2 separate regions of the Homo sapiens genome follow, and region 1 is linked to region 2. A link is an interaction called in ENCODE POLR2A ChIA-PET data of the cell type or tissue named here. Cell type or tissue: K562. All regions are shown on one strand.

Evidence for each region. Peaks named below come from ENCODE experiments on the same cell type or tissue, not always from the same donor. Only the 100,000 strongest peaks of a DNase experiment are listed, where the experiment ranks them.
Region 1: POLR2A ChIA-PET joins it to region 2 with 5 read pairs; 1 of 35 experiments calls an interaction of 5 or more read pairs at or near these places.

What each region holds. Positions count from the first base shown.
Region 1 is chr7:148,802,126-148,807,125 of GRCh38, reverse strand. No RefSeq gene overlaps it. Among named protein-coding and RNA genes, the nearest start is that of EZH2, 80 kb to the left of the region's middle. In K562, no CTCF peak of the experiment used is centred here; a DNase peak (open chromatin) is centred at 2,440.
Region 2 is chr7:149,403,955-149,408,954 of GRCh38, reverse strand. No RefSeq gene overlaps it. Among named protein-coding and RNA genes, the nearest start is that of TRC-GCA11-1, 8.8 kb to the left of the region's middle. In K562, a CTCF peak has its summit at 2,142 (motif pointing right); a DNase peak (open chromatin) is centred at 2,121; H3K27me3 peaks cover 1,565 bases.

The DNA of each region.
Region 1 (5,000 bases), 600 kb after region 2:
GATTTAACCTCCAAGTCTGTTCCCCATATATAAACTGACAGAGTAGACTTTTAGGTTATTTTTAAGAACGTACCTAGTTCTAAACTCCATTAGTCTAGATAGAGTTCTTTAGAAACAAACACAATATAAGTTGGGATTCCTTACCTACCTTATCACAAAAGGTGATTGATAGGTATAACCAAACTGTAGTTTTATATCTTCTCAGAGGTAAAAATCACAAACTCTGAAAGCGTCAAGGAAACGACATGTACCTTGCATGCCTTATGATAATGTGGTTTGTCCCAGAATTTGAGGTAACTTCCCTGCACCCTCCCCAGGTACATTCACCAGCAGCATCATGGGAACCCTGACAACCGCTGCAAACCAGTCCATACTGTCAGTTACTTAGCAGTTGCCTTTGCTACAGTTAGATTTTTATTTACAATGTGGTAGTATTAATATGAAACCTAATTAAATGGACTCATCTTGCTTTCCAGTTCCACAGCATTTGCGGGATCAGGTCTCTCTCTGACACATCAGTGCACAGGCGCAGCAACTTGAGTCCTACAGTTAATTTGCCACTTGATTTGGGATTGAGGAGATCCCTCCCTCAGCCTCGTCCCATGGTTTCTTAATGACAGTGCTGATCTATTTTACATCTAAATAACTATCTCCACTCTCACCCAGAAAACGGTACCATTCACTTCAGAGCTTGTTGCCCTCGATGCCCTCATGTTCCGCTCGGCACTCAGCAGGACCCTGGGCAAACTGGGCAGCCATCAATCTCCTGAGGCAGTTACTTCATTATTTGGGTTAGGTCATTCTCTAGATGGCTCACTGGCCTTGCCTAGGCACAGGCGCATGGAGCCCATCTGTTCATCATCGCCTGTTCATGAGACCCCAAAGATTACTTGGGCTCAAAAGTACCTGTTGACATGGCTCATTCCAGCTACAGCCCTCAACCCATCCTCAGAGGAACAGCTGGGAAGCAGATCCTTGAGGCCTCCAGTGAGCTCAATGTACCAGAGCCCCAAATGCGTAGGAAAGACAAGGTGGCATTGATGGAAAGCAGTAGTTTTTGAGCCCTGTCGTGTATTCTCATTGCACAGCAAGCTTTTTATACCATGATCTGAAATGCGCTTCTCTAAAAGCCTCTTCAGTGACGTCCGTGAACACAGATTTTCTGAACAGAAATCCTTGACGTTAATAACCCATTTGATACAACCTTCTATCAAGCTTGTCTGGCCTGTGGACAGCCGGTTGCATACAGCCCAACACAAATTCGTAAACTTTCTTAAAACATTGAGGTTTTTTGTGATTTTTTTTTTTTTTTTAAAGACAGACAGGGTCTTGCTCTGTCACTAATCAGCCTGGAGTACAGTGGTGTGATCTTGGCTCACTGCAACCTCTGCCTCCCAGGTTCAAGCGATTCTCCTGCCTCAGCCTTCCGAGTAGCTGGGATTATAGGCATGGGCTACCACCCCTAATTTTTGTGTTTTTAGTAGAGATGGGGTTTTGCCTTGTTGGCCAGGCTGGTCTTGAACTCCTGACCTCAAGTGATCCACCCGCCTCGGCCTCCCAAAGTGCTGGGATTACAGGTGTGAGCTGCTCCGCCCAGCGTTTTTTTTTTTTTTTTTTAAGCTCATCAGCTACTTAATAGAAGGCTTGACATATACAATAAGCGGGACCTCACCCACAGACTAACTACTGTGGGTAAAGTTAGAGGCACCTAGAAGCTGTGCTAGGTTTTCATTATTGTCTGGTTCATCCCATCTCCAGTCTTCACCGTATCCATGCCAGGTCCTCACTTCCACTTCTGCCCAAGATGTTCAGCAACTCCACCAAAAGTCAAATCAAATGTAAACCCACACATTTAAGCTTGTAGATAGCTCATCAAGACTGGATCCGAAATGTAAACATTTTGAAAACAGTATTCTGTTAAATAATTCTTAATGGAACTAGTTGAAATAATTGCGTATCCACTCAATCCCTTGATATAAATAAACAATTCCAGTGGGGGCTACACATGGATACCTGGCATTAGAAGTGGTCTACACTCACCTGTTACGGCAAGGGCATTGTTGGGGTTGCCCCTGGACAGGGTCATGAACTGGACAGATGAACGATGATGGTATAAAAAATGAACCTGGGCAGCCAAGTGACTGTGATTCCTACGAACAAGAAGGTGTCTTCATTAGAAGGGGGATTCAGTTCAAATAGCTGAAGGCCAGCAAGCATGTTTTCCAACTGGGGGTGGTCATGCTAAACTTCACAGGAAAATTAGGTACCAATATTCATCAAGGAGCAGCATCTTAAAATGCTGTCAGTAAAAATACATACATGACATTACAGGCACCTGTTGGTCCTGTAGCCACTTTCTTACCCTTCAGATTCCTGTCATGTGGCGTGCCTGGCCAGCATCCCGAGTCTATACCCTACGCTTAACAGAGCCCAACCAGGAGACTTACCCTCCCAGGCGCCGAGATCAAGGTCCTCCCTTCCCTTGTTCCCTTAGGTCACAGCAATACATACTCAGCCTGTGCATCTGGTCTTAGTGCACAGCCCAGCTCTGATTAAACCACAATGAATTTTTCTACAACCCAGGAGGTAAAATATTGATTTTATAAAATATGAGTTCAAGTTGTCAATAGATTAAACCTTTGTTGCTGTGATACTGTTTCCAACCTCTTTGGCCATGATTCCAAGATAGTAAGCCTGGTCTCAGTGGTAACCACCACACCGTGTAGACCCCCACTAGGATTTGGCAGCAAATAGTCCCAGATGTTTGGTGTTCTACAGACAGGCTCCCCTATACTTCAACAAAGGGTAAAAGCAAGAGTGACAATGTGAGTACTCTGGGGCTGGATTAGTTCAGTGATACTGCGCTTGGTGGTTCTTTGTAAACTATTTTTGTTTTTTTTTTTTTTGACACGGAGTCTTGCTCTGTCGCCCAGGCTGGAGTGCAGTGGCACGATCTCAGCTCACTGCAACCTCTGCCTCCCAGGTTCAAGCGATCCGCCTGCCTCAGCCTCCCAAGTGGCTGGAACTACAGGCGTGTGCTACCACAACTGGCTAATTTTTTGTATTTTTAGTAGAGATGGGGTTTCACCATGTTGGCCAGGCTGGTCTTGAACTCCTGACCTCAAGTGATCCGCCGCCCAGCCTCCCAAAGTGCTGGGATTACAGGCGTGAGCCAATGTGCCTGGCCACAATTTTCACAATTACAGCTAGTAATTGTGCACATACAAGTATTTTGTCCAAGGAGAATAGGGCTTGAGAACTGGGAAGAATGTGACCTTCCTCCTGGGTTCTAACCATGCTGCCCACATATAGGGACTGAACACCCGGGGTTTCCAGAATTCTGGGACTCTGCCTCTAAGCGACTTACTAAGTTGTCCTGAAAAAGAAATGCCTCAGGGAATGTCTCCCTTTCCATGTCTTACCAAGAGAAATGCAGTCAACCTATACACATAAGGGACATTTGGACCTAAACATAGGTCTTGAATTGCCTTTTCTTTCACACCAGTCAAGACGGTACACTTACCCAGTGCGAAGGGGAGCAGGTAAAGGCCAGGAATCTGAAGGTGTGGGGCGAACTCCCGACTCACCCATCACTCAGCTCACCTTCGCTTACCGTGAGGAATTTCCATGGGACCAAGGTACTTACCCAAGTGCCTGCTTGATCCCGGAGGAACTGAAGAGACCAGCAAACTCATGACAATATTTCCTATCATTCGCAGGACTGAAATACACAAGCTCTTAAGGCAGGTCTGTGGTGTTCCTTTGCAGCATGCTTTTCTCACAGGCAGAATAATGGACTGGTTTGAGGAAAAGCAGGAGGTGAGCTTTACTCCCAGTCCGGCGCCACAGGGCAGGGTGGAGTTCGGAACACCAGCTGTCTCCTGCCTGGCTTCTATACTGGGACTCTTCACTAGATGGTCTGAAAAAGGGGATATACTAAAAAAAAGTGTTGAGAACCATTAAGTGCTGGGTTTATTACCATTTTACTTTTTAACCTGTGTAACTTTTTTGTGACAGGGTTGCTTTGTTGCCCAGGCTGGAGTGCAGTGGTCTTGGCTCTCTGCAGCCTCAACCTCCTGGCCTCAAGCGATCCTCCTGCCTCAGCCTCATGAGCGATTAGGACCGCAAATGTGCGCCACCAAGCCCGGCTAATTTTTGCAGAGACGGAGGCTCCCTATGTTGCACAAGGCTGAGCTCTCTCCAAGTGCTGGGCTTACAGCCGTGAGCTATCTTGTGCCTAGCCCCCCGGTTTGTTTGTTTTTGAGACAGAGTCTCGCCCTGTCACCCAGGCTGGAGTGCAATGGCGTGATCTCAGCTCACTGCAACCTCTGCCTCCGGGGTTCAAGTGATTCTCCTGCCTCAGCCTCCCAAGTAGCTAGGATTACAGGTACGCACCACCATGCCCGGTTAATTTTTTGTATTTTTAGTAGAGACGGGGTTTCACCATGTTGGCAAGGCTGGTCTTGAACACCTGACATTGTGATCCACCCGCCTCAGCCTCCCAGATTGCTGGGATTACAGGCATGAGCCATCGCGCCTGGCCCTTATCCTTTTACACTAACCCGTCAGATGTCCGAGTTTCCTGAGAAACCCCAGGAACTTCTACTTATTTTGTTAGCTATGCCTTCCCTCCACCTGGCTAACTTGCACTTGGGCACAGGCATGTGCTAAGGATGTTCATAATTTATCACTTGCAAAACCTGTGAGGTACCTGAAGCTTCTATGAGGAAAACAAAGTTACTGGGAGCAAAGCAGCATCCCTGACCGTGGCTGGGGAGTGAGTGACACGGCAAAGGAGACAGAAGGAAGAAGCTACACTGCGGCGCAGGCAGGCGACATGTAGGGTTCCTGGGGTGAGTGCTCCCAGGGCTCCCACGATGTGGTTACATCCGTGCCAGGAGAGGGTCGGGTGTGCATCCCCATGGCCCAGGACCTCCTCTCCTGGGGACACACTGGGGAAACATTCCATTCTCAGGGAGGAGTAACTTTTCTTTTTTCTA
Region 2 (5,000 bases):
AATGCAAATCAAAACCACAATGTGATACCACCTTACTCCTGCAAGAATGGCCAGAATCAAAAAAATCAAAAATAATAGATGTTGGTTAGATGCGGTGAAAAGGGAACACTTCTACACTGCTGGAGGGAATGTAAACTAGTACAACCACTATGGAAAACAGTGTGGAGATTCCTTAAATAACAAAAAATAGAACTATCATTTGACCTAGCAATCCCACCGCTGGGTATCTGCCCGGAGGAAAAGAAGTCATTATACGAAAAAGATACTTGCAGATGCATGTTTATAGCAGCAAAATTGGCAATTCCAAACATGTGGAAACAAACTAAATGCCCATGAATCAATGAGTGGATAAAGAAACTGTGGTATACATATACAATGGAATACTACTCAGCCATAAAAAATAATGAATTAATGGCATTCACAGCAACCTGGATAAGACTGGAGACTATTATTCTAAGGGAAGTAACTCAGGAATGGAAAACCAAGCATCGTATGTTCTCATTCATAAGTGGGAGCTAAGCTATGAGGATGCAAAGGCGTAAGAATGACACAGTGGACTTTGGGGACTCAGGGGAAAGGGTGGGAAGGGGCTGAGGGATAAAAGTTCACTAATTGGGTACAGTGTATACTGCTCGGGTGATGGGTGCACCAAAATCTCACAAATCACCACTAAAGAACCTACTTATGTAGCCAAACACCACCTGTTCCCCAATAACCTATAGAAATAAAAAAATTCTAAAAAAAAATAGTTACCAGATTTGGAGGCAGGGCAAGATTTTTCTTTTATTACCCTAGACAATTTGTAGCTTACATTTACAGAATCATTCTGTGTCTCTGACTGAGACTCTTCAGATCTGTTTTTGAGGGGAAAAAAAAGCTAGGGTCTGCTTTTGAACATGCATTATACATCTTGGTGAGACATCTAGGTGCCACTGTCTTTTTCCAATAAAATCTATGACAACAAAGTAACAGCCAAAGGCCTGTTGACTTCCTTAAAGTGGCTCGACTTACTTTTGTATACAGTAAGATTCAGGGGGCACAACAGAAAACCTAATGCTGTCTGTAGGGATTTAAGAAAAAAAAAAAAAAAAGGAAACCTAATGCTCACATTAAAAGTAAAGCAACCAAATAGTAGAAAAATTATCAAATAATGTGGTGAATCTGAGAGTAATTTCTGATGTATTAATATCTAACACTATTAAGGTTTGATCCCAAATTGAAAATATAGCTGTAAAATAAGTTAAGCAAGCTCTTCTGAATATAGAAACCATTTTACCTAGGATAATATAGATATCATTTGGCTGCTTCCCTTATATTAATTTTTAGAGTACACAGTAGCTTCCATAGAAGATGGTGGATCTCCCTTCAGAGGCTCTTAAGGGTAGGAAATGAACTAGATGATTTCTTGAGGCTTCCCCCACCCCTGTGATTTTGCAAAATAGCCAGCTCTACTCGAAGGCTAACGTGTCTCATTGCCAGGGGCTGGGGGAGGTGGGATTGGAGTGATGTCTGCTGATGGGTTTGGGGTATCTTTCCGGGGTGATGAAAATGTTCTGAAATTTGATAGTGGTGATAGTTACACAATCTGTGAATATACCCAAAACCACTGAATTATATACTTTAAAAGGGTGAAGTATATGATGTATAAATTATAGCTCATTTTTAAAAAGGTTATTATGTCTCCATTTAGCTGCTATTAAAATATAAACTTTTATTAAAAATATTCTGTTACATAAGAGGTCTGTAAGTAGTTTATCACAATAAATAATTCTGACAAATGTCGCTGTTTCTGTGGTGTATAGCCTCCTAAGCGATTCCTTTCTGAAAGTATTTTGACCAGAAATAATTCTAATTTATTAATTTGGTTTTCTTCAATGAAATTGAGAACATTTATTGGCAATTTGTAAGAATAACAAGAATTTTAGCAAATTGCAAATGTATATAACTTGCGATAAAATTAATTACCACTGGCAAAAATAAATAAATAAATGTTCTGACTTCCAGAAGCCAATGTTGGGCCCTCTCAGGGCACTTGGGTTAAATGGCCTTCTCTGGGCAACCCCATTATATAAAAGCAGGGAGGGCTGGCAGGGAGGAGGCGGGGGATGAGGTTGTAACAGAGCAGGGAGAGGGGTCCACTGGGAGGCAGCAGAGCCCTGCAGACCCAACCCAAAATAAAGAGCAGCCTAGTGGAGGCTGGATAATGTAGTGGCTGTTTAGCTTTATTTATTTATTTATTTATTTATTTATTTATTTATTTATTTATTTTAAGGTCTTGCACTGTCACCCAGGCTGGCTCACTGCAGCCTTGACTTTCTGGGCTCAAGCAGTCCTCCTGCCTCAGCCTCCTGAGTAGCTGGGACTACAGGTGTGCACCACCATGCCCAGCTATTTTATATATATATAATATACATATATATATATATATATTTTTTTTTTTTTTTTGTAGAGATGGGTTTTCACCATGTTGCCCAGGCTGGTTTCAAATTCCTGGGCTCAAGCAAGCCATCTGCCTCAGCCTCCCAAAGTGCTGGGATTACAGGCATGATTCTCCACGCCCTGCCTTTAGTTCTTGATTCTGTCACTTAACACTGATTTGGGGCAATTTGCTTCAATTCCATATGTCATTGTCATCAATGATGATGGTGGTAGTAGTGATAGTACTACCACAAATAATTTTTTAAATTATATATATGAAGCTCTTACAATTTATTTAGAACAAAATAATTGCACAAAAACATTAGGTATTATAGTAAATGTAGTGTCTTGGGTGTGGCTACACAGGTGAAATGTGCTAAGAAGGAATGTCCCTCAGGCAAGGGGGTATAGCTGAGGAGTAAACCATTTGGCTGCAGATCAAGTGGTCCCTGGTTCAAATATGGGTGCCCTCTATTCCCAAGTTTCCTTCCCTTTCCGCTATCGGGTTTTGTGGTAACGTTCCCCCTCCCATTAATGTTACTACAAATTTCAGCTGGAAAACTTACCCCTATGACACCACTAAAGGCATCTGGAGACTATAAAATTAAATGAGGTAGAAAAAAACCAAGATGTATATGCTGTGCTATCATTTGTGTTTACAGAAAAGGTAGGAGAAAATATGCACTAATAACTCCTCAGACGTACAAATTATCTATGGAAGAATATGTAAGAAACACAAGACATGGGCTTCCCCCAGTGAGTGGAGTCTTGGTAGATAAACAAGAGGGAGAATTTTCACTGCCTACTTTTTCGTTCCTTTAGAATATTGTATTGTGTGAGTTCTATGAATTCGGTATTTATTTTTAAAATATACATTTTTTATTTGTTTTTATTTTATTTATTCTTTTTTTTTAAGAGATGAGGCCTCCGCTCTGTTGCCCAGGCTGGAGTGCAATGGTGTTGATGGTGGCAGGAGGCAGACAGGTTTCTGGGTAGGAAAGGACGGGTCCCAGATGAAACCCCACCTTCAAGCCAAGGATGGACTGAAGCCTGGAGGCCAGGCTGCCAGGTCCCAGTGAAGTCCGCTACCCGGAGTGAAAAAACTTCCTTGATGCCTTTCAGCCAATCAAGTGGTGCTTCTTCCAGGCCCACCATGGACCAATTAGCATGAACTTCCTCCATTCTGAGCCCATAAAAATCCCTGGACTCAGCCAGACTCATACACTCTGGGATTACCTGCCTGTGGATAGGAGCTACCCACTTTGGGTCTCCTCTCTGCTGAGAGCTGTTCAGTCACCCAATAAAGCTCTTCTCTGCCTTGCTCACCCTCCAGTTGTCTGAGTAGCCTCATTCTTCCTGGACACAGGACAGGAACTTGGGACCCACCACACAGTGGAAGCAAAAGGAGCTGTAACACTTCGCTGGCTGGCTCACCAGGCTGTGGGCAGTGATACGCGTCTGGACTGTGGGAGTTAAGAGTGGTAACCTTTCTGAGGCCCAGACCTTGGGATTCCCCAAGCCAGAGCTGTAACACTATAGCCCTCCCGCCCTCTGTCAGCAGTGACAGGAGGCAGGGCCAGACTAGCCCAGGAGCTTCAGGCCAGAGCGGGGCGGTGGGACTGAAAGAACTGTGACACAAACTGGCTGAAATACTACCCCAAAACACCCCCAACCCCACTTGCCACACTGCAAGTGATGAGAAGGAGAGAAGAGCTGTGGGCCTCCCCAAGCCAAGACCGTGACATGCTGTAACACCCTTTGGGGCTCTGCGGTTCCTGGCATCTCCAAGCTTTTGGGCACCAATGCGTTCCCCTCGTCCAGTTGCTGGTGCCTGTGGTGGAAGGTCCAGCTGCAGCTTCACACAGAGCTGGCACCTGTGCCCGTGCCCGGAGCTGCCCACCCCACCATAGCAGCTGGTGTGCCTGGCTACGTGCACTGGCCAGACCCCATACCTGCACACTCACACACCCCTCTCTGCTCCGCACTTGGCTTGCCCATGGCAGGTGGGGGATCTGGGCTGGTAGCGTGAACTAAGCACAGCCTGCCAGACCAAGTAGGTGGAAGGAGCTCAGCGGCCACGAGCAAAACTCAAGCAGAGATGCCACTGGCCACAGAAGTTTCCCACTGGCGAAGCGATACCAAAGTCAACACTGAAGGATCCTGTGACTGTGATGAGGGCTCACTACAAAGGATCCAGTGACAGCATGGTCAGGGCTCACTGCGAAGGATCCAGTGACAGCACAATCAGGGCTCACTGTGAAGGATCCTGTGACTGTGATGAGGGCTCACTATAAAGGATCCAGTGACAGCGCGGTCAGGGCTCACTGCGAAGGATCCTGTGACAGTGAGGTCAGGGTTGACTGCAAAGGATCCTGTGACAGCAGGATCGGGGCTCACTGCGAAGGATCCCATGACAGTGAGGTCAGGGCTCACTGCGAAGCATCCTGTGACAGCGCGATCAGGGCTCACTGCCACCTCAAAGTCCTGGGCTCAAGGGACCCTCTGCCTCAGCTTGTCCAGTATCTGGCACCACAGCTACTGCCACCACACCCAGCTAATTTTTTAAAAAAAATTTTTTTTGT